Linked DNA regions of Homo sapiens: region 2 is linked to region 1. A link is a loop called in an ENCODE intact Hi-C map of the cell type or tissue named here. Cell type or tissue: ovary. All regions are shown on one strand. Links, peaks and the distances in the headings refer to the core of each region. The heading gives the core; the rest is flanking DNA. Region 1 has its middle 31 kb from the start of RGS2-AS1. Region 2 holds the start of LOC105371667 (a long non-coding RNA gene).

Region 1 (11,422 bases), core at 2,119-10,118:
ATGTGTCCCCTGTGATGGAGACACAAACTTTTCCTGCAACGAAAAGTAGATGCTGAGGGGCCAGGAGTGATGGTACCAGACGTCTTGTTTACCCCTCTGGATCCCAGGATGCTGTTCAGTGTGGAATACATCCGTCGGCTCCTTTGCCTCCTAGTCTGCAGTTGAGTTCCTGTAGAGTCCCAGCAGGAGGTCTGAGGGAGTGATGAGAATGAGGTGAGGCCAATTACTCCCCCGCTCCCACCTGGAAGTTCCCTCTGGCAGGCTGCGTCCCACATTCAAGTTATACAGTTCCTATAACAGAGGGTCTCTCCACAAGACGCTCTCTTCTCAGGTTCTTTTTGAGAGGTGAAGCCAGCTGGGCTTCTGGGTCTGGTGGGGACTTGGAGAACTTTTCTGTCTAGCTAAAGGATTATAAATGCACCAATCAGCACTCTGTGTCTAGCTAAAGGATTGTAAATGCACCAATCAGCACTCTGTAAAACAGACCAATCAGCACTCTGTAAAATGGACCAACTAGCAGGATGTGGGTGGGACCAAATAAGGGAATAAAAGCAGGCCACCCGAACCAGCAGCGGCAACCCACTGGGGTCCCCTTCCACGCTGTGGAAGCTTTGCTCTTTCACTCTTTGCAATAAATCTTGCTGCTGCTCACTCTTTGGGTCCACACTACCTTTATGAGCTGTAACACTCACCACGAAGGTCTGCAGCTTTACTCCTGAAGCCAGCAAGACCACGAACCCACTGGGAGGAATGAACAACTGCAGACGCTCCACCTTTAAGAGCTGTAACACTCACTGCAAAGGTATGCAGCTTCACTCTTAAAGCCAGCGAACCCACCGGGAGGAACGAACAACTCCCGACACGCTGCCTTTAAGAGCCTTAACATTCATTGCAAGGGTCTGCCGCTTCACTCCTGAAGTCAGCAAGACCACGAACCCACTGGAAGGAAGAAACTCCGGACACATCCGAATATCAGAAGGAACAAACTCCTGACACACCATCTTTAAGAACTGTAACACTCACCGCGAGGGTCTGCGGCTTCATTCTTGAAGTCAGCGAGACCAAGAACCCACCAATTCCTGACACATTTTGACAACTCACTTTCCACTTCATGCCTAAGGATGGGTAACAGCCTCACTATATTCCTTTTCCTTTTGCTCACCTGCACACACTGTATAAGTGGCCCCTTTACGAAACCCTCTTTGATTTATCCTATTTTTAATATTCCATCTTTTCACTACTGAGCCTTGCTTGAAGTAATAACTGTAGAATTCATGTGAAGGGTGTACTGGAGAATATGAGAATTTACAAGAAGGAGGACTGGTTTGGGGTCCTTTCTCTTTCAGCAAGTATTAACCGAGTACCTGCCCTGTGTCTTGTGCCAAGTAGCATTCTACAGCAGTGAAGAAGAGAGGCAGAGTCCTTGCCCTCAAGGAGTTATGGGAGGACAAATAATAAACAAGTGAACAAATAAATGAGGTAACTTTAGGTCATAACCTGAGCTTTTAAGGAGACACACAGCATGATGAGATGGACAGTAAATGAGTTGAATCTGTTTCAGATAGTTTGGTCCAAAAAGGCCCCACTGAGCAGATGACAGAAAAGACATTGAGAAGGTGGAATCCACAGTATTGATTATTGATTAAATGTAGAAAATAAAGGAGAAAAGAAGATAGAAGTTTATCCCAAGATTTCTGTCTGTGTAACTGCAAGAAAATGGCACCACCTATATTTAAAACAGATATGGAATAGGTTTATGTTTTCTGGCAGGGGTTGCAAATAAAATATCCCCTCTTTTTGTAAATAAAATGTTATTGAAATGCAGCCACACTCATTTGTTTACATATTGTCTGTGGTTACTTTCACTCTGCAACGGCAGAGTTGTGTAGTTTCAACATTATATGGCCAGATAAGTTGAAAATACTATCTGGGCCTTTATAGAAAAGTTTACTGAGTTCTTCTCTATGGCATGTTGACATAGCATCATAATTTATAGGAAACCGAGGAGGAGTCAATTTCTCTAGGAATTTTCTAGCAGATTGAGTAATGGTCTGTTTAACTAACGTTTTGTGCCCTTGAGTGGGAGGAAAATTCACACTCAAGCTTAATCAGTGAATGGGGAATGGGATAATTTCACTTTCTCATTTCTCAAATAAACTTGCCCTGAACTCTATTAGAGATAACCACACTTAATAATATTGTATATTTCAAAATTGTTGAAAGAATCGACTTTTAATGTTCTCACCACACACACAAAAAAATGGTGTTGGTGAGGTGATGTATACGTTGATTAGCTGGATCAAATCTTTCTATGATGCATACATAGATCAAAACATTCAGTTGTACCCCACAAATATACACAATTATTATTTTTCAACTAAAAATAAATTTTTAAAAATTTAAATATATATTCCAAAAAAAAAACAAGAAAGAAAGAAATTCACCTGTGCGTGATAAACAGGCAGAAAAGAAAGCTCCACCCACTGGCGCTGGGCCCAACTCCTCCTTGTGAATTCTGCATGACCAAGGAGCTTGCAGTTCTCAGTTTGCTGCATATTTCTCAGGTCCCCACCCCCTTGAACTGTTGATTCTAGCTGCTAAAAACACCTCATCCACCCAACAACATCTACATCAGAGAAGATGACTGAAATCAGAGAATCCTCCCCCACCACCCACTTTGCTGCCTCTGAAGAAGCCTCTACCACTGTCTGCACGTTAAGACTTGCTTGAGGCCTTCCACTCCCAGAGAAGGAGCCAAAATTATCCTAACATGGCTCTCAGTTGTAGGCAAATCTGTTGATCCACTATGTCATCTACAAAGTAATTTCTTGCAAAGTTGAATTAACGTTAGTCCCAAGGACAGCTGATGTTTGAAATGATGTATTTTATTTCAAAATAAGACTGTGTCCACAGATTATCCCTGCTCCTATTTTAAGATTGGAATCTAATAAACAGCACAGGCTGCTCTACCATCATTTGCTGCCTTACCATTTGTTTGTATCTATTTTTCTGTTACTATTTTTGGCTATGCTTTTAGCCACAGGATTGAGTCTGAAAGCAGGCAGATATGGACTCAAGAAAGATAAATCATGGCTTAAATTTGTTCTCAAAGGATGAAGACCAAAACAATGTTCTCCTATTTAAAGAGCACTCAGATCTGGCTAGTTAATTGCCAATTTTGAGCAACCTAAAAAACATGACAAATTTATAGGTGTCTAGTCATTAACGTTCATAGTATAAATAAACCCTCATTTGGATCATCTTAAATTCATAAATTTCAGAGCAAAATAGATGTAGAGTTCCGTGGTCAGGAAAAAGAATGCTGGACTTGGATATTAAATGATCTGGGCATGAATTTAAGCTTTGCCCTTTCCTCTGTTCAACTCCAGCCAAGTCACTTAATCTCTATAGCATGAAGTTTCCTATTTGGAAAAGGAAGGGATTGGATTGGTTCAACAAGGTATCTTCAAGTACTAAACATCTATGAGTCAACATCTGTTCTAGTTTAATTCCTCATTTTATAAATGCAGAAACTGACACACAAAGGTGAAATCTAAGGCAGCTAGTTAATGATTTAGCTGAGTTTGGGATCAGTCTTCTAATATTTTGTTTTAAATTAACTGTGAGTGTGTGTGTTTTCTGAAGAGCTCAACATCATAGAAATCCAGTACCCTTGGCCCTGGACCTGTCTCCATGTGCATTTCTGCATCCTTTCGTAATTAGAATTTCTGTTCTTGGGACAGAAGGAAATAGAGATCATACAGCGGCACCCTACTCTATTTACAGGCAAGAACTGGCAAGACATACCAACTGGAACATCAGAGCTGGGGGCACATCTCAGTTTCTAGAACATCTAAGAACCTGAACAATGGTGTGGCTTGTATTGACTTTCAGATCAAGTGATGTTTTCCCAATTTTCTTAGTAATGAATGATTTACAAAGAAAGCTAGTGATTAAACATTATTTGTGTGTTTTCTGTAATTAAAAATCATTTTCTTGGAGTCACTCAGAGCTTAGTATAATGATTTTATTGTGGCATTATTTTAATTTTACTGTGGAAATAAGGATTATACCAATTTCCTTAGACTCAAAAGCTGTGGAATGGAAAATTCTGCTTGTGGAAGCACATGTCTGTTGGATAATTCTAAAATAAAATTTTACTTTTAAATAGCACTGGTCTCTGTCACAGGAGGCATTTCGTCAAGAACACAACCACTTACTAAATTTTATTCTTCTGAAATGTAAACGTACTTTTGCAAATTTTATTCAATGGCAATGACAATCCTATAACCAAACAATATGAATCCAGTCTATTTATTCAGGATACTTTGTTTAGTACTGTGCATAATTAAAATGAAAATGTCACTGCCCTGCAAATAAATGAAATGTTCACTAGATGATGAATTAAATACATTGTGACACATTCATAAAATGGAAGACTATCCATTTAAAGACGTGTTTTGAGAAAAAAATGTTTAAAATAGATGAAAACATTCATTAGTATTTTTAAAAAGGTTACAGAACTATTTGCACCTTGTGATCCCATTTTGTATGTCTGTGTGTATACAATTCTAAAAATTGATTACTTTGGAAATATCAAGTCAATTTCAAGAAAAGTATTTTAATTTTTTTCTTTGATACGGAACAATTCATTCCTGTCATTCTCCCTACCCCACTTCACTGCCACCTACTTCCCCAAAGACACCATTTCCTTTGTCCTCATAAGAATTCATATGAATTTAAAACTGCATCATTCTCTTTCTTTTTACAATTAATGTTAAAAGCTTCGTAGTTCAATTACAGTAAGAAAATCTGGAGTCTAAAGTAGATTTGTCTCCCTGGTTTTTTTTTTTTCCAGTTAATGAGGAAGTGTGTTGGTCTGATGCTCTAAAATGAATCAATTTTGGAAATACTATAAATCATAGATATTGCAACTTCAAGGCCAATGTTACTTCCTTGTATAACTGGAAAAGAGGAAACCTACACACACATTGTCCCAATTCCTGGTCCTTGGGGGCTGTTTGTACTGAAGAACTGTTAATTGCCTTGTTTTGATTTACACAAAATGAGGTGGGGACACCCTTCCTTGCCTAGAAGAGCCATTGGCCTAGAGCAAGGAAAAGAAATGTTGAAGTTTTGACTTTTTTCTTTTCTTTTTTTTTTTTTTTGAGACTGTGCCCCTCTCTGTCACACAGGCGGGAGTGTGAGCTCAGGCAACTGCAGCCTCCACCTCTGGGGCTTAGGTGATCCTCCTACCTCAGCCTCCTAAGTAGCTGAGACTATAGGCACAAGCCACCATGCCCTGCTAATTTTTGTATTTTTTGTAGAGACGGAGTTTCTCCGTGTTGCCCAGGCTGGTCTTGAACTCCCAAGCTCACATGACCCACTCGCCTCAGCCTCCCAAAGTGCTGGGATTACAGGTATGAGCCAGCTTTGGCCTCTTTGAATAGCTACCAATAGAAGGCTTTGTGATGGGCCCTGGTTTTTTGGGGAGGTGGCCCAGGGAAGTGGAGTAGGATGGAGAGTGACCTTGAGCTTGTTAAAAGAAAAACTTCAGCCGAATTAAATTTGAAAGAGTTTAATTGAGCAATGAATGATTTGTGAATCGGGCAGCCCCCAGAATCACAGCAGATTCAGAGAGACTATGGTGCAGCCATGTGCTGGAAGAAAATTTATGGACAGCAAAAGGAAAGTGACGTAAGAAAACGGAAGTGAGGTACAGAGACAACTGAATTTGTTATGGATCAGCATTTGCCTTATTTGAACACGGTCTGAACAGTTGACTACATTGATTGGCCAAAACTCAGTGATTGGTATAGGTGTGGGCTATGGTCAGTTTATACCACCACTTGTTATAGTTCAGAATGAATGGAAAAACCTTCAGGCTGAACTTAAATATGTAAGGAGGCAGCTTCAGGCCAAACTTGATTTAACAAGCTGCTTAATAATGTGAGTCCCTGTACTGATACTGAAGTAGTTACATGGAGTGCCAGCCTCGCTCTGCTCACATCTACTTCATTGAGCTTATAAACCCATTGCCCAGCTGCTAGGAGTATTGGCTGCCAGCAGCTCACACCTATTCCCCTACTCCAAGCCTCTGCCCAGTAGGGTCGAGTGCGGGACCTTAGTCTCTGCCATCCTTCTACCAGAGCCCACAGCCCATGACTGTCATTGGCTACAAAAGTACAGCCATCATACCTCAAGAAGGACACCCTCTGGAGTGTGACTTTATGCTCTGGAGCCCAGCCCCCTCACCCACCCCATCTCCTGGATCAGGCCTGAGACAGATTTCATCTGAGCTCACATCCTTGCCTGGCTCCATGCCTCCCCTGCCCTACCTCCCTCAGTCTCTGAGAGGTTTTTCCTGAAGAGCTTATCCTCAATCACAGGTACTCCAGCCCCTGGCGCGGGCCCTCCTTCTAGGGAGCCCAATCTAAGACAGATATTTTTGGCTCAAGGAAATGATTTTATTTCCTGAGCAAGTATCTGTATTGTCCAGTATCTGAGAACTAATGTCTATCTTCGAGCATATGTGTGTCTGTGGGTGGCTCACTAGTTCACTGCTGATGGTCATGACAAATTGTCCTTCTGTCCTGGCCTTGGAATGCCAAAGGCCAGCCCAGAGGGCCCTGCAGAGTCCCACTGTCATGGTAGCCATCTAGAATGAATAACTCTGATCCCTGTGTCCTGCTGATCATCTACAGTAGGATAGCTCTGGGGGCAAGACTAGCTCTGTGTGAAGGCACTGAGAACTCTTAAAGGAGAAGGTGGGCAAAGATTCTGTGTATTGCGGAATATTTCTCAAACACAACGGACAATCTGAACTCCACTCTTGTTCAATAATTTCCCCTCCCTAAAAAGCACTTCTTCCTTCTTACAGCTTCTCTAATGGTACTCACCCTTCAAGACACTACTGTGCTCATGTTCTCCATCCTCTATGTCATCAGAAAGACTCTCTGCCACAGAAATCTCTCCTCTCTCCAACTTTATACAACTCTTGCTTGCCTATGCTATTCTTTTAGCACCTCTCATATATTATCATGCATTCTTCCTGTTATCTTCATGTTCACGTCCCTTCTCTTTAATCCTTTAAATGTACTCAAGGATAAGGACTATGCCTTACCCAGAATCTCCCTAAATATTATGCACATGACACATACTCAGTAAATATTTATTAATCATGTTGGCATGTATATTTGCTGCATTTAACTTGTTAAATGATACAGGATTTTGTGAGGAACTGCTTATTAAGATCTTTTCCTAGCCTAGGAGATTACCAAATGATTGCAGGGATTGACAAGGAGTTGGTGTTTTGTTGAAAGCAGAGATACACAATTCAAGTTCAAAGAGGGCTTGGTTTTTGCAGGTAGAGCCCTGCTCTGCCCTCAGGTACAAGAGAGGATGACCTGCTTTGACATCCTTTAGCCATAAGAGATGTAAGAGGGAACTCTATGCCCCCAAACAGGGATGTTGGGGAGGAGGAGGAAGGCAGTGTTTATAAGGAGAGGCTGTCTTCTTTTATTAACAGCTTTTTATGAATGCTTTGTCTCGAAAAATGTGAGCTTAATTCAAGGAAACTTGCTTCTGAAGTTTTGGGTAACTGAGAGACAGTGATAATGGTACTTTGTTACCCAGTTGGATATCCTCTGAGCCACCAGAATGGCCAGTCCACCCCAGTGGTACTAGTGAATAGGAGAAAATTAGCATGGCAGAGAGGAACTGAATCCTCCCCTGGAGGTACACAAGACAGTACTTGTCTGTGCCATCAGTCTCCAGAGTTGGGGCCACAGAGGATGGAATGGAGCCCTGGTCAAGCAAATTGTTCCTGCCTGCTTCAGATGAATCGTGCCTGAAACTACCAACTAGAGGCCTGTAGACAAGCAGCTAGAGCAACCACGATGAAAAACAGAAACCAAACAACATCTTCACCATCACAGACATGGGGCTATCCCACTGATGTGGGACAGTCGAGCCCAGAACTGGGGCTTAGCCCAGGAAAGTTCTTGGCTTCACACAGGAAAGAATTCAAGAGCTAGCCAGTGGTAGAAGAAACCAGTTTTATTGAGGCAACAGCGTTACAGCTTTGTGACTGCTCCAGCAGAGTAGGGCTACCCTCTAGGCAGAGTAGCAGGTCTGGGGATGTCATGCAGTCATTTTTATACGCACTTTTAATTCCATGCAAATTAAGGGGTAAGTGGGTTGTTTAGGAACTTATAGAAAAAAGGTAATTTCCAGGTCATTGCCATGGAAAGGGGTGGTAACTTCTGGGTGTTTTCATGGCAATGGTAAACTGACATGGTACTAGGGGGGCATATGTTATGGAGAAGTCCCTGTTTCAGCCAGTCTTCAATCTGGTCAGGAGTAAAGTCCCACCTCCTACCTCAACACCATGTTCACTAAAGTGATGTTGCCTTTCTCCACCCCTGACCCTGAAGGAGCTTACATAAGAGGAAGGAGAGCATGTTGAGTTGAATATGAGATTGGAATTTATAAGTGGATAAGATGTTTAAAGCATAATAACCAGGACCAGCTACATAATTTGCAGAGTCCAGTGCAAAATGAAAATGTAAACCCCCTTGTTTAAAAAGCAAGAAAAACATACCCTTAAAAGTACTGAAATGTACAATTTTTTCCTTTCATCCACATGGTCTCTCTCAACCTGTGATGGTGATTTCTTACTCACTGTTTAATGTCATGATCCCTCAAGCACAGGGATAATGAAGGGGCAGTGCTGACCTTCATAGGCTCCTGAACTAAATTGCAGGGTGCATGCTATCCTTGGGCATGACAGCTCCTGGGTTTCTCCTGCCAGGAGCTGCAGATTCCCAAGGGTATTGCAACCTCAACACCAGGACACACACACCCCCACTGAATTGCCTGCCAAACACACCTTGGCGCTGCTGGTGCTGCTAGTCCGGGGCAGGCACCTTTGCAGAGACGCTGTGGGGCCCATGCCGAACTCAACCTTTTTTCCTGCCACTGCACTCTTACTAAATTTTTTGCCTCAGGCAAATTACCTAGCCCTTTTGCACCCCATGGTACTCATCATACAAAATTGTTTGAGGATTAAGGAAAGCAAAGCACATACATTGGTCTTTACCCTCCTCCTCAAAAATCTAGGCAGACTCCTAGGCCACGATGTAAGGAACGCAGCATTCTATAATTGAGTGTAATTCAGTAATTTTCCTGAAGTACTGATTGCCTGACCCTAATAGATAGTTTTTCTGGGAATGCTGCCTGCTAAGATTTAGTCTCATCCCTCTTACATGGGAATATACTGTTTACCCATCAAGGAGGTTTTGGGTTGGGGCCCAGAAGTGCTGTGACTGGCCGGAGAAGGACCTTAAAAGGGCAGGAACAGAGAAGCCCAGGATATAGACAAAATCAGAATTCTAACCAATGAAACACTTTGATAATGCCCAGGAACACATAAGGCAAACCACTATTGTTTTGTAGATACATGTATGATGCACTTCAGAATATTAAAAAATCTGAGTGCAGTACAGAGTTGTTCTTATAGAAGGGTTTTCTCTTTTGCTTCATAGAGTATTCAATAGAAAATTTTATCTAAAGATCATAATGTATTCAAGCATTTACACCATAGACACTCAATAAATGAGAAAGAAATCAGAACGTTTTAATACATGTGTTTGAGTCACAAATAGTTATAAACAAAAAAGCAAAGTTAGTAAATCAATGCTTTTTTAAGAGTTTGAAGGAACTTTGTAAAGTAAATAGTTCAAGACTGTTATTCTACACATGTGGCTATTTAGGTTTAGTGAGGATAAGCAATTTGTCCAAACTAGGTAATGATAGTAGCAACTATATATTACTCCAAAGGATATAAGTCATTGCAGATTATTATTTGACATATAATTGTTAAATTTATACATACATTATATATATACAATTTATACATAAATTATGTATATATATTAGATTTGTGAATGTTTTATATTTTATATGTACATAGAATTCTTCACATTCCCTTTTATATTTGTTTTATATAATATATATAGCAAAGAAATAAACACTTTTCTACCTGTATATTTGTAAGAATATATATACAGTTAGCTCTCTGTATTCTTGGGTTTCACATGCATGAATTCAACCAAATGCAAATGGAAAACATTCAAAAAAGAAATTGCATCTGTACACATGCGGATTTTTTTCTTGACATTACCCCTAAACAATACAGTTTTGCATAGCATTTACATTGTATTAGGTATTATAAGTCATCTAGAGATGTTTTAAAGTGTACAGGAGGATGTTCATAGGTTATATGCAAATACTGTACTATTTAATATGAGGGATTTGAGCATCTAAGGATTTTGGTTTCCAAGAGTTACCAAAGGACAACTGTATACTACCTACATAATATATATATAATAATATATATATGCACCAGTTCATTAAGTACATATGAATTAATTTAACTCTTCATTCCCTACAGCACTTAGCAGAATACCTTGCACATATGGCATACTTGATCAACTTTAAGAAATTAGTAAATTCAAGTTCATCCTCTTTCATAGTCCATACCATGCCAGATTTACTGCTTCGAGGAGCACCAAAGAAGTAGCAGAGGGTTCCCCAGTCTCCACACAGACTCTATCCCACCTCCATATACTCTGATAAAGAAATGGAAATCTAGAGACACTGAATGGCATGGTCATTGTCACACAACATGGTAGGTATAGGACTGGAACTAAAAAAGCACAGATCTTCTACATTAGAAGCACATTCTATCATCTGGAACTTTTTACTTCAAAGGTAGTCTTAGTTATCTTTTCTTAGGAAACTACTGTCTTCCCCAACTAGAATGTAATCTTCTTGAGAACAGAGATAAAGTCTTTTTTCTTTTTGTACAGCTGCTCTCTCCACCCCAAAGTGCTTACATAACTTGCCCATGATATTAATTAATAAAGAGGTTATTGTGAGGCTTGAAGAGCATAATGGTTTTAAAACCTTCCATAAAAAGGTAGAGTCAAATTCTCTCCTTCAATACAAGTGGCCTTAGTGGCTTGCTTCTAATAAAATAAGGCAGCAGAAGCAATACTATGTGCCTTCTGAGGATAAGTTAGAAAAGGAGACATAGCTTTGGCCTGGCACTCTCTCTCAAGACACATGCTTTAGAAATTCTTTGCTGATGTGCAGGAAGTACAGCTACCCTGCAGCTATAATACCATCTAGAAAGACCACTTGCCATGCAGAGATAGAGACAGGCTCAAGGTTTCCCACAGCCCAGGCCTCAGCTGTTTGAGTCTTCCCTGTGTCACCAACTAGATATGAATGAAATAATGATTTCAGTCCCCAGTCTTTGAAACATTACCAGATGAAGCTGGTTGGAGTAGAGATGAGCCTTTCCCTTTGTGCCCTAAAATCCTAACCCAAAAACCAGAAGCACAATGTAGGGCTTTTT
Region 2 (11,422 bases), core at 2,340-10,339, 67 kb before region 1:
CATTTATTTTTTGAGACAGGGTCTCACTCTGTTACCCAGGCTGGAGTGCAGTGGTGCAATCACGACTTATTGCAGCCTCGACCTCCTGGGCTAAAGCAATCCTCCTGCCTCAGCCTCCTGAGTAACTGGGACTACAGGTGTGCACCACCATGCCTGGCTAATTTTTCATTTGTTGTAGAGATGGAGTCTCACTATGTTGCCCAGACTGGTCTCAAACTACTGGACTCATGCAGTTCTCCTGCCTCAGCCTCCCAAAGTGCTGGAATTGCAGGCGTCTGGCTGTTCTTGTTGTTATTGTTTTAACAGGCACATTCTGTTCTAGTGTTATTTATATTAGAAGGATTTTGTTTTACTGCAGCTCCTCAAAGATTAATTTTATTTATTTTGTTTCATTTGCCAATAATGCATAGTTTAGAGGAGGATCAGACTCAACTCTTTAAAACAGAATAACTTCTATTGTAACACAATGCCCAATTGAAACAACAGCAATTAATGTATTTCTATATCAAATCTTGACATCTGAAAGATTTTCAAACAAATTTTCCTGCGGAATTAAAGAGCAAAGTAGGGGTTTCTTTTAATGTGATAAAAGTGTAGCTAGAGAAAAAAAATCATAAACTATTGAATATCAAAAAAAGTGGTCAACTTTTAACACTGACAAAGCTTCACACTGACAAGAATTTCTCTCATCCCCCAACTTCTTTCCAACTATTTTTATTTATTGTTAGAGTTGCATATTTTAACTTGTCCCCTTATTATCAGTCACTACCAGAAATTATAAATGCTGGCTCATTTTTTTAATAATAAATGCCACAATTCACATGCCCTAATAGCTGTTAAGAAGCAAGGATACAAACCAAGTAATTAGCTTTTAAAAGCCTTAAGTTTACTTTTTGTAAAAAGTAAATATTACCAATAAATATGAACAAACCACTTTTAGAATATGTTATATATATACCAGAAATTGGAGAAGTGTAAGGATAATAAAAGTCTTCAGCCTGTAGAGTAGATTATCTGCATCATGAAGTTCGGTCCAGAAGGTACCACTTTACAATGTGGTTAGTGATGAGCAAACCATCTGAAAAGTAATCCCTCAAAGGTAGCATGGTCTGGGATCAGTGTGAGGCATATAAAAATAAACGAGACACAGTTCTGTCCTTAGGAAGGTCACAGTCAACTTGGGAAGATAAGATACATGCATAAAAACTTCACTAGCAAAGCAGTGTATGATGTCGAAGTAAAGGGGGAAATCCGTGTAGACTAGGATGAGGGAACAAGGTATAATTTGAGCAGGAATTACAGGAAAAAAAGTGAGAAAATAGGTTAGAAAAAATATGAACTGGGTAAGAATCAAGGATGCACAAATTGGGGAGAATAAGTAGACATTTAGTCTTAAGTGGAGAATTTATTTAAGATTCAGTGGAAGATAAAGTTAGAAAAGTAGGTTAGGGTAAGATTTTAAAAGGCATTGAGTGTAAAGATGTCAAATTCTGCCCTTATCCAACCTTGTAAAACTGTATTTGAGGACAGGAGCTGTATCTTTTTTATTCTTGTAGTTTCCTGCTAGCTTAGCCTACTGCCTTTTCTTATAAGAAAATAGTGAGTAGGCACCCAGTGTGTGTGTGTGTGTGTGTAAAATTGAGTTAGCATCTATTGGAAATGCAAAACAATTAAAGGCTTTTAATAGTGACACAGCATGAGTAAACAATGTCTTAAGAAGATTTATCTACCTACACTAGATGATCAAGATGGGGGAAAGGCTGATGGTAAAGAGACCTCTTATGAATAGGAAAGTTAACCCTACTCTATATTTGTTTTATTAGAAGTATCACCTCTTATGGATTTATTTATTTATTTATTTATTATTTTGAGACGGAGTCTTGCTCTGTTGCCCAGGCTGGAGTGCAGTGGCGGAGTGCAGTGGCGCGATCTTGGCTCACTGCAGCCTCTGTCTCCCGGGTTCAAATGATTCTCCTCCTCAGCCTCCTGAGTAGCTGGATTACAGGTGCACACCACCACACCTGGCTAGTTTTTATATTTTTAGTAGAGATGGGGTTTCACTATGTTGGCCAGGCTGGTCTTGAACTCCTGACCTCAGGTGATCCTCCCACCTTGGCCTCCCAAAGTTCTGGGATTACAGGCATGAGCCACCGCAACTGGCCAATTTTTAAAGGCAATCTGGTAGTTAAGTTGGCATTCACAAAGATGCTCACATACTAATTAGCTCACCACATGACTATGTGGACACAAGTTGTACTAAATAAATGTCGTAATTATGATGTTTGTAATTATTATCAGCAGTAGCATCTAAGTTGCTACCAAACATTTCTAACACATTTAGAAAGTGTTAGGGCATGTATTCACTAGCTCTCAATTATAAGATTTTCCTGGAAGAAGAGAAGCAAAAACACTTTCAAGTTTCCTGTGGAAGACATGTTTTAAATTTTAAATTATTATTATTGATACATCACAAAATACTGAAACTTTTAAATAAGGTTTTGGTGGGAGTTTAGGCTTAATCTAATATGCAATATACATGAAAAACTGAGGGCAAACATGGCACTTCATGTCCAGACAGCTGGTTCATAAAAAGGAAAAATAAAGAAAAAGGAAGAAATGTTTGAAATTTAAGTTGGTTTTATCGTTGTTGATCATCATCACAATTGTACAAATAACTTTCATATATAGGCCCGGCTTTGGAATGAAAGTCACTAGGGAGGTTTTATATTTTATAGTGTTGTTCTGTTCCTAGGAGGATGCTGTGACCCCTCAATGGATATGCTAATCATCACATCAGAAGCACAACTAGCTTCAAATGGAAACCAGATTGCACTTGGTCACTGACGAAGCAGGAGATTAAACAAGCTACACTGTGTCTCTGGGAGAACAAAAAGCCAAAAGGCACATTTATCACCTCTGAATCACAGTAAGTCCTGCCTTCAAACAAGATTTTCTTCCCCATGCCCATTTTAAATAGTCAATTAGTAGGTGACAGGGAGGAGCCGAGAAAGGAGGGCCTGGGAATATTTAAAGTCCTGTAATGAGTCATCCCATAATAATATAAATGCATTGCAATGTGTAGAGTGATTTAAAGTTGAAACAAAATCTACCATAAATAAAGTTGGATTTTGGAAGTAGGTAGAGCTAGTTATATGCATAGAAGAAAGGAACAGTCACCTACTTAGGGGAATTTGAGAGACATCAAAAAATTCAACATTTTTCTATCTATAATACAAATCACTCTACCAAAGGGAGCATTTGTCATTTCTATCAGGTTACTGTTAATAAGCAAAAGCTTAACCTAAGTAGAAAAACTTAGAAGTCAGTAGAACATCAAAATATTTACTAATCCATTTACTGATTTGGCAAATATTTTTAATGCCTACCATTCTAGGGTCAAGGAGTAAAGAGGTGAATAGAATACAGTCCCTATTCTCATGGAATTTACTAGTGACCGTAAACAAATATATCATGTGTCAGTGGGTGATGGGTAAAATGAAGAAAAATAAACAGGTTAAGGATGATAATGATGGTGATGGGGGGAGTACAATTTCATACTGGATGGTTAAAGAAGGCCTCTCAGAAAGGAGACACTGGAGACTTGAAGAAGGTGAGGAATGAGCCATGTAAATATATCTGGCGAAAAAAAGATCCAGGCAGGGAACAACAATGCCAAACCCCTGGAGCAGGGCTACCCTTAGACTGTTCTATATATATAGGAAGCTGGCTGTTGTGATTGGAGTCAAGCAAGGGAAAGGGGTGGGAGAATAGGTTCATAAAGGTGCTGGGGCCAGAGAAGGGCAGAAAGATTCTATAGAACATTCAGGCCTTGTAAGTTATTTAGCTTTTGCTCTCAATGGAAACTGATTTGATGGTTTTGAGGAGAGTAATGAGGTGGCATTTTAAAAGGATTATTCTGGTAGCTGTATGGAAGATAGGAAGGGGAAGCCGGGAGACTAAAGAGACAGCTACTGCAGTAATCACATTCAGAGGTGATCCTGGCTCAGAGAAAGGAAAGTGCCCTTGAGGTGATAAGAAGTAGTTGTATTCATGATCTATTTTTCCAGATAGACCTGAAAGATTTGTTTATGGCCTAAGGCACATAGAATAATCAAAGATGAGCATAAGGTTTTTGGTTCAAGCAACTGAAAAACGATGGAGTCATCATACCAAGATGGGAAAACTGGGGAGGAGGTAAAACTGGGGGAGCAAGAGGAAGCTGGGATCAAGACTATGGATTTGAACATGTTACATTTGAGATGCCTAATAGATACCCAAATGAAAAAACCAAGTAGCCAGTTGTATGTATGGAGTTGCAGAGAGGTTGAAGGTGAAAGTATAAACTTGGGAATCGTCAGCTTTTAGAGGATATTTAAAGCTACGGCATTGGTTGAAGTTATGTAGAAACTAAAATAAAGAAGGTGAGAGTCTAATACTGAGACAAAATTTAGAAGTTGGAAACATGAGGAGGAACCAGCAAAGGCGAAACTAAGAAAAAGTAGGCAGAAGTTACGCACAAGAATAATCAGGAATGAATGGAACAGTGTCCTGAAAACCAAGTAAAAAACTTACCAAAAAAAAAAAAAAAAAAAGAGGAAGTAACTGTCAATGCTGCTGATCTGTCAGGTACATTAAGGATCCAGAATTTAACATTTGATTTGACAATTGTGTAAAGTCATTTACCACCTTGACAAAGGAAGTTTCTGTGGAGAGATATGAAGCTAGTATGATTGGAATAGCTTAAGGGAGAATTAGAGAGGAAAAACCAGAGACAGAGATTATGGACAACTCCTTTAAATAGTTTTATTGTAATAAAAAGAAGAGAAATGTGATGGTAATTGGAGAGAGATAGGATTCAAGGCAAGGATTGCTAAAATAAAATAAAAATTGTTTCAGCCAATTTATTTCTTGGTGGGGATCCAGGAAAGTGAGAGGAAGGAAAATGAAAAAAAGGCAGACAATTGCAGGAGCTTATGTCCTTTATTATGAGGGGTTGGGGCCCCGTGGACAATTTAAAATGATGATTGCTTTAAATAAGAGCCCTGAGAATAGTTCTTAATCATATTAATTGATTGGATCAGCAGCCTTTCTGAGTACTAATGATAATATGGTTTTATTGAGCACTCCCAGTGTACCAGGCACTGTCTTAATCACTTTATATATGCTTTGACTTGTCCTCAAAACAACTGTATGAATTAAATTGAGTCTACAACTTATTCCTTTATTTAATCATTGAACAAATAATTAATAAGAGCCTACTGGGTTCCAAGCATTGGATTGGCTGTTGGGGAATAAAAAGTGAACAGCAAAATTATTAGGTAAGAGTTGTGGAATGTTCATTATGTACCAAACCTTATACAAATAACTCTGTATTTATAGTCCAAATAACTCTGTATTTATAGTCTCATATACTTCTCACACCAACTCTAGGAGGTTTGTTTTATCGTTTTAAAGATTAGAAAACTGAGGTTTAGAAAAGTTAAATAGCTGGGCGCGGTGGCTCACACTTGTAATCTCAGCACTTTGAGAGGCTGAGGTGGGTGGATCACCTGAGGTCAGGAGTTCAAGACCAGCCTGGCCAACATGGTGAAACCCTGTCTCTACTAAAAATACAAAAAATTAGCTGGGCATGGTTGTGCATGCCTATAATCCCAGCTACTTGGGTGGCTGAGGCAGGAGAATTGCTTGAACCTGGGAGGCGGAGGTTGCAGTAACCCAAGATCGTGCCATTGCACTCCAGCCTGGACAACAAGAGTGAAACTTCATCTCAGAAAAAACAAAAAAAGAGAAAGAAAGAAAAGTTAAAAACACCAAGGGGAACACATCGATGATTCAAACTCTGGCTATGTGGTTCCACTCTGTTACTTGCACATTCCCTGCCTTCTACACAAGGTCATCCTTTCCATTTGCATTGTATAGAGAGGCAAAAATCATGTTAACAAAAAAAAGGAAAGAAAGAGAGAGAGAGAAGGAAAGGAATTGCAAAATGTGTCAAGTACAGAAAAATTCCAACTAGATGCAAATGCTGACAAGAATTTAGAGAAAAAAGACAGAGAGCATCTATTGGATTTGGCTACATAGAACTCACTAACAAACACGAAAAAGTTCTTTAGGAAGTAATAGTAGAATATGGATTGGAGAAAATTCTTCTAAATATGGTTTTCCTCCCTCCAGATAATTTCAAAAACAGTATTTTGGTTATTTTAGCTTATGCCCAACATTCACTATCAGGATACTGGCTAATCCTTGGCCATTATCACTCATCTCTCATTTTGCCCTTTCAGTTCCACCCACTCCTCATCATTCTCCTCAGCAATCCTGTCAAAAGTAATAGTAGAATATGGATTGGAGGGGGTGGAAGAGTACATGAGAGGTGGGGAGAGGAAGGATGTGATTATGAAAGGGAGCTGAGAAACGAGGAGAGACGTGTTTGCAAGTGAGGTCTTTTTCAACATAGGAGATATTAAGGCCTGTCTTCATGCTAATAGAAAAGACCCAGTAGAGAGGAGCAGTGTCTGTCGTAGAAAATATTGAAAGAACACTGTGCATTCCTAGAGAAAGCGAGAGAAAATAGGGTCTGTAACTCAAATGCAGAGAATAGCCATTAACACAAGAGGAACACTGCCTCTGTATTGTAAGGCAAAGAAGTAGAAAACAGGTGCACATGTGCATTGGTTTGTAAATTTGATAATGGGAAGGAAGACAAAGAAATTTGCTGATAAAAACAAAGCCAGAGTCTGAAGCCAGGTCTCTCTACAACAAAGCATCATGGCCACTGAATTGACAAAACAGCCTTAAAAACAATTTTCTCAGCCTGGCCAACATGGCGAAACCCCATATCTAGTAAAAATGCGAAAATTAGCAGGGCGTGGTGGCGCCTGCCTGTAATCTCAGCTACTCAGGAGGCTGAGGCAGGAGAATCGCTTGAACCTGGGAAGAGGTGGTTGCAATGAGCCAAGATCACGCCACTGCACTCCAGCCTGGATGACAGAATGAGACTCCATCTCAAACAAAACAAAACACAACTGTTCTCAGCTGCTGAGCAGTCTCTGCAGAAACTCATTATTTTCTGAGAGCAAAAATGGCCATAACTCTGCCTCAGCCTGGCTAGAGACATTTCTGCTTGTTCCTCCCTCTCAACAGGGTCACTGCTCAGATACTTCAGGAAAGAACAGAAAGAAGATAGCTTTCTTTATTCTGAGAAAAAGGGCAAGCAGGCAGATTCCTTCCCCACCATTTGTGGGAGAAGAACCTGTCCCACTTGGTTGAAATATTTGAAATATTTACCCTTACTGGACTTTAAGCTGTCAGTGAATGTTGCTCCTGTCAAATTTAGAAACGGTTTCAGAGAACCATTTATCTGAAATGCCAGTTGTTACAACGCTTTTCTCCTTTCCAGCCTCCCTCCACCTAACTTCCCCTCTTATTTCTCCACCTTATTCCTGACTGGTCCTCCCAGTCTTTACTAAAGCAAGATCAAAGCCTTTCTCTTCCGCCTACTCTCTTTCCTTCTCTTTGCCACCTATATTTTCTAATCTTTCTCTGTCAAGAAGTAGCATTCTTCCCATCCGAATCTTCAGGCTAAAATCCCATATTCCACATGGTAGTATTTGACATATGCCACATTTTGTTTTACAGAATGGTTTCTATGACGATCACAGAAAAGTCTTAAATTTAATTGTTTGAAAATCCATCTACATGTGGTTTTCCTCCCTCCAGACAACTTCAAAAACAGTATTTTGGTTATTTTAGCTTATGCCCAACATTCACTATCAGGATCCTGGCTTATCCTTGGCCATTATCATTCATCTCTCATTTTGCTCAGTCAATTCCACCCACTCCTCATCATTCTCCTCAGTAATCCTGTCAAAAAATCAATTTGCTGCTTCCTCTGCTATTAAAGTGGATTATCCAGTAATTATTTCCTTTTAAGGAAGAGAAATGAGGGTGGAAATAAGCTTGCCTCTGTTGATCCCTAACATAGGCATGACTGAATTTCTAGTGCAGGTACTGTACCACTTTAGATAATTTGCAGAGACTGCTGCACTTTAGTCAAGCCTTATTAAAATGGAAATCCTTGTTATAATTCAAGGGCACTTGCTGAATGGTACATTAACGTGTTCACTGAAAGCATTTGCTTTCAGGTAATATGTAATTACTAACATGACTATAATAAATGCTATTGAAGGGGAAGTCCTGTGTATGCCCAAGGCTAGGCCAGGGACAAAGAAATCCAGTAATCAGTAAGGATTATTAGCCCATAGGGAACTCAAAATTTTAAATAATAAAGCAATTTAGTTAGGGCTGTGGCTGCCATGGATTTAGTCCACCTAGGAGAAGAGAGGGTAAAGATATTATCAATATTTGGAAGTTATACCCTAAAACTTGAAATTCAGGACTGCCTCCTGAAAAAAATTAAACTGAAAATAACTCTGAGAGGTGGAAGTTGTTCCTAAAAATATCAGGCACTGTCCTGGGCAATGACTTGTAAATAGGAAGCTGAAATTGTCCTTGAATCAGAGTGCAGCTCTGGTTGGGATCTCTCAGTATTTAAACCTGTGGCATTGACAACCATATTAAGATATCTAAGGAAGAGAACAAAAAGAAAAGGAATAATACAGCTACCTGATCCTCATGCATTCTGTCACACTGTAACTCCAGAGATTGACCCAAAGGACTTCAAGAGTTCCATTTCTGGGTGTAAGTTCTTTGTAGAGAGCATTGATTCACACTAGTGACTGTTTTCACAGTTACATTTTGATAAAATTTCCAACTGACAGAAAAGCTGCAAGAATAGTACAAAGAATTCCTGTTTACTCTTAACCCAAATGTTAATGTTAATATTTTACATTTGCTTTATCATCTTTCTTTCTCAGTATATGTGTATAATTTTGTTTAACTATTTGATCGTAAGTTGAGACGTAATGCCCTTTTACTTCTAAATACTTCAGAGTATATTTCTTATCTAGCCATGTCACAATTATCAAAATCAAAAAATTAACATTGGTTCAATACTGTCACCTTTTTTCCACAGACTTTATTCAGATTTCACTAATGTCCCATTAATGTCCTTTATAATAATAACACAAATCCCAGCTCAAGCATTGATTCCATTGTCATGTCTCTTTAGCTTCCTTTTATCTGAAACTGTTCCTCAGTCCTTCATGGCAGTGACATTTAAATCATACACATCACTTGTTTTATGAATGACCCACAATTTGGATTTGTCAGATGTTTGTGATTAGGTTACCTTTAAGCATGTTTTGAAGAATATCGCAGAGTGATGTTCCTATCTTTCTAGTGCATCATATCAGGAGCTACTCATGTTGATTTGCCCTATTATTGGTGATGTCAACTTTAATCACTGTGTTAAGGTATTTTCTGCCAGGTTTCTCCACTGTAAAATTACTATTTTCTCCTTTGTAATTAATACAAATTTGATGGGGAGCTAATTTGATAATATGGAACTATCCTATTATTTCTCAAACTTTTACACATTAATGGTAGCATTTATCAGTGATTTCTGCCTGAGTTAATCACTATTATCATGGCTGCCAAATGGTCATTTCCCCCATTCCACTGTCATTTGTTGTCAGCTTTCTACTATAAGGAAAACCTTTCCCTCCTCTCCTTTGATTTTATTTACTTACATATCAGTATCAATTCATTCTATTGATCATAATTCATACATATAAATACAATGGATTATAATTTTGCTATCATTATTTATTTCAATGCTCAAATTTGAAACAGATTTAGCCATAACGCAGTGATTTTTTTGAAATTCAGATTTCCGACTTTTATTGAAAAGTCAGTGCTCTGGCAAAACTGGGGCAATAATGCTTTGGATCAGAGTGACTGAGAGAACCTCAAAGAGGCCTGACTTCTCCAGTTTCCAAATTCCCCTCCGGGTTGAATTTACCCATTTACATTACCTAAGCTAGATTGATGCCTCTTATTCTATATGACAGAGATACCCTTCATAAATTGATGGAAATTATTTTTATTTTGGCTTTAATCTCACCAAAGGAAATTTCTAATTATGATTCCTGTATAGATAACTACACGAAGAACATGAGCTGACTATGAAGGTTGTTAGCTTCTCCCTTCTCCTGCTGTTTTCTTACAGTAAATTATTAAATTGGTATTTTGATATCTACTTAAGTTTTGTTTGGATTTTAGCTATTGCTACTTAGTCTCTCAAGACCCTTTTAGACATGGACATCAACTAGAGTATGTCGTGGGCCTTCAAAGGAAAGGCCAAGTTCCATAGCAGCTAGTCAAGATACTACCTGGCCTTCTCTGCTTTAGTCAGAATCTTGTTAGACCACTGGCACACTTTTATCCTCAAATGTTTACAGAGACTGAAGAGTAAATTACAAAGCAAGAGTAGTTGTTTGAGGAGGGAGGATGTTTATATGGTGGGTTAACATTGATAGAAAAGATGGTACAAATGGAAGCTGGTGACTTGTTACCTTAAGCAAACAACTTGCTTAGGAAAGAGAAGAGAAAACAAGGACATTAGAGAAGAGAATCACAGAAGACTGACTAGAAACAGTGAAATGATCAGAAAGGTCTGATCAAAAAAGTGGAAGAGGAAAAAAAAAAAACACCTAAGGAGAGGGTAAGGTAAGTCCCAAGCAAACCACCTAGGTTTCTTATTGTGGTATAAGTTGTATCTAAATGGCTTATGGTTCAATGTTGTCTTTTCTTAATAGTCCAGTTTAGGGTAAGGAGGCTCTGAACTAATGATTAATGGGGATCTCCAGTAGAAAGTGTCATAATATAACATGTTGTTATAATTCTGGTGTGATTTAGTAGTTAATCTATTGAATCAAATTGTCTTTTTGGAAGTGTAAATGAATACAATTACAATTAAATCTATAATTTTTTTTTTTTTTTAGATGGAGTCTCACTCTGTCACCCAGGCTGCAGTGCAGTGGTGCCATCTGGGCTCACTGCAACCTCCGCCTCCCGGGTTCAAGCGATTCTCCCACCTCAACCTCCCCAGTAGCTGGGATTACAGGCGTGCGCCACCACGCCCGGCTAATTTTTGTATTTTAGTAGAGACGGGGTTTCACCATGTTGGCCAGGATGGTTTCTAACTCCCAAGCTCAAGTGATCCACCTGCCTCAGCCTCCCAAAGTGCTGGGATTACAGGCATGAGCAACCGCAACCAGCCTAAATCTATAATTTAATGCATACATAATGTCAAACTATTTTTCAAGATCATGGAAAATGTTGAAGATTTTTTTTTTTTTTTTTTTTTTTTTGAGACAGAGTGTTGCTCTGTGGCCCAGGCTGGAGTGCTATGGCACTATCTTGGCTCACTGCACCCTCTGCCTCCCAGGTTCAAGCAGTTCTCCTGTCTCAGCCTCTCCAGTAGCTAGGACTACAGGTGCATACCACCACACCTGGCTAA

Evidence for each region. A loop is a pair of places that touch in the nucleus more often than their neighbours do. Peaks named below come from ENCODE experiments on the same cell type or tissue, not always from the same donor. Only the 100,000 strongest peaks of a DNase experiment are listed, where the experiment ranks them.
Region 2: it touches region 1 in a loop (9-fold over the local background); 2 of 110 quality-filtered maps call a loop at or near these places.

What each region holds. Positions count from the first base shown.
Region 1 is chr1:192,911,291-192,922,712 of GRCh38, forward strand. No RefSeq gene overlaps it. Among named protein-coding and RNA genes, the nearest start is that of RGS2-AS1, 31 kb to the right of the region's middle. In ovary, for the core only: no CTCF peak of the experiment used is centred there; a DNase peak (open chromatin) is centred at 2,498; H3K27ac peaks cover 410 bases; H3K27me3 peaks cover 256 bases.
Region 2 is chr1:192,844,249-192,855,670 of GRCh38, forward strand. LOC105371668 (a long non-coding RNA gene) reads left to right here. Exons shown (of 3, transcript XR_922387.3): 2 at 2,753-2,926. LOC105371667 (a long non-coding RNA gene) reads right to left here and starts at 8,778. Exons shown (of 3, transcript XR_922386.2): 1 at 8,626-8,778. In ovary, for the core only: no CTCF peak of the experiment used is centred there; no DNase peak of the experiment used is centred there.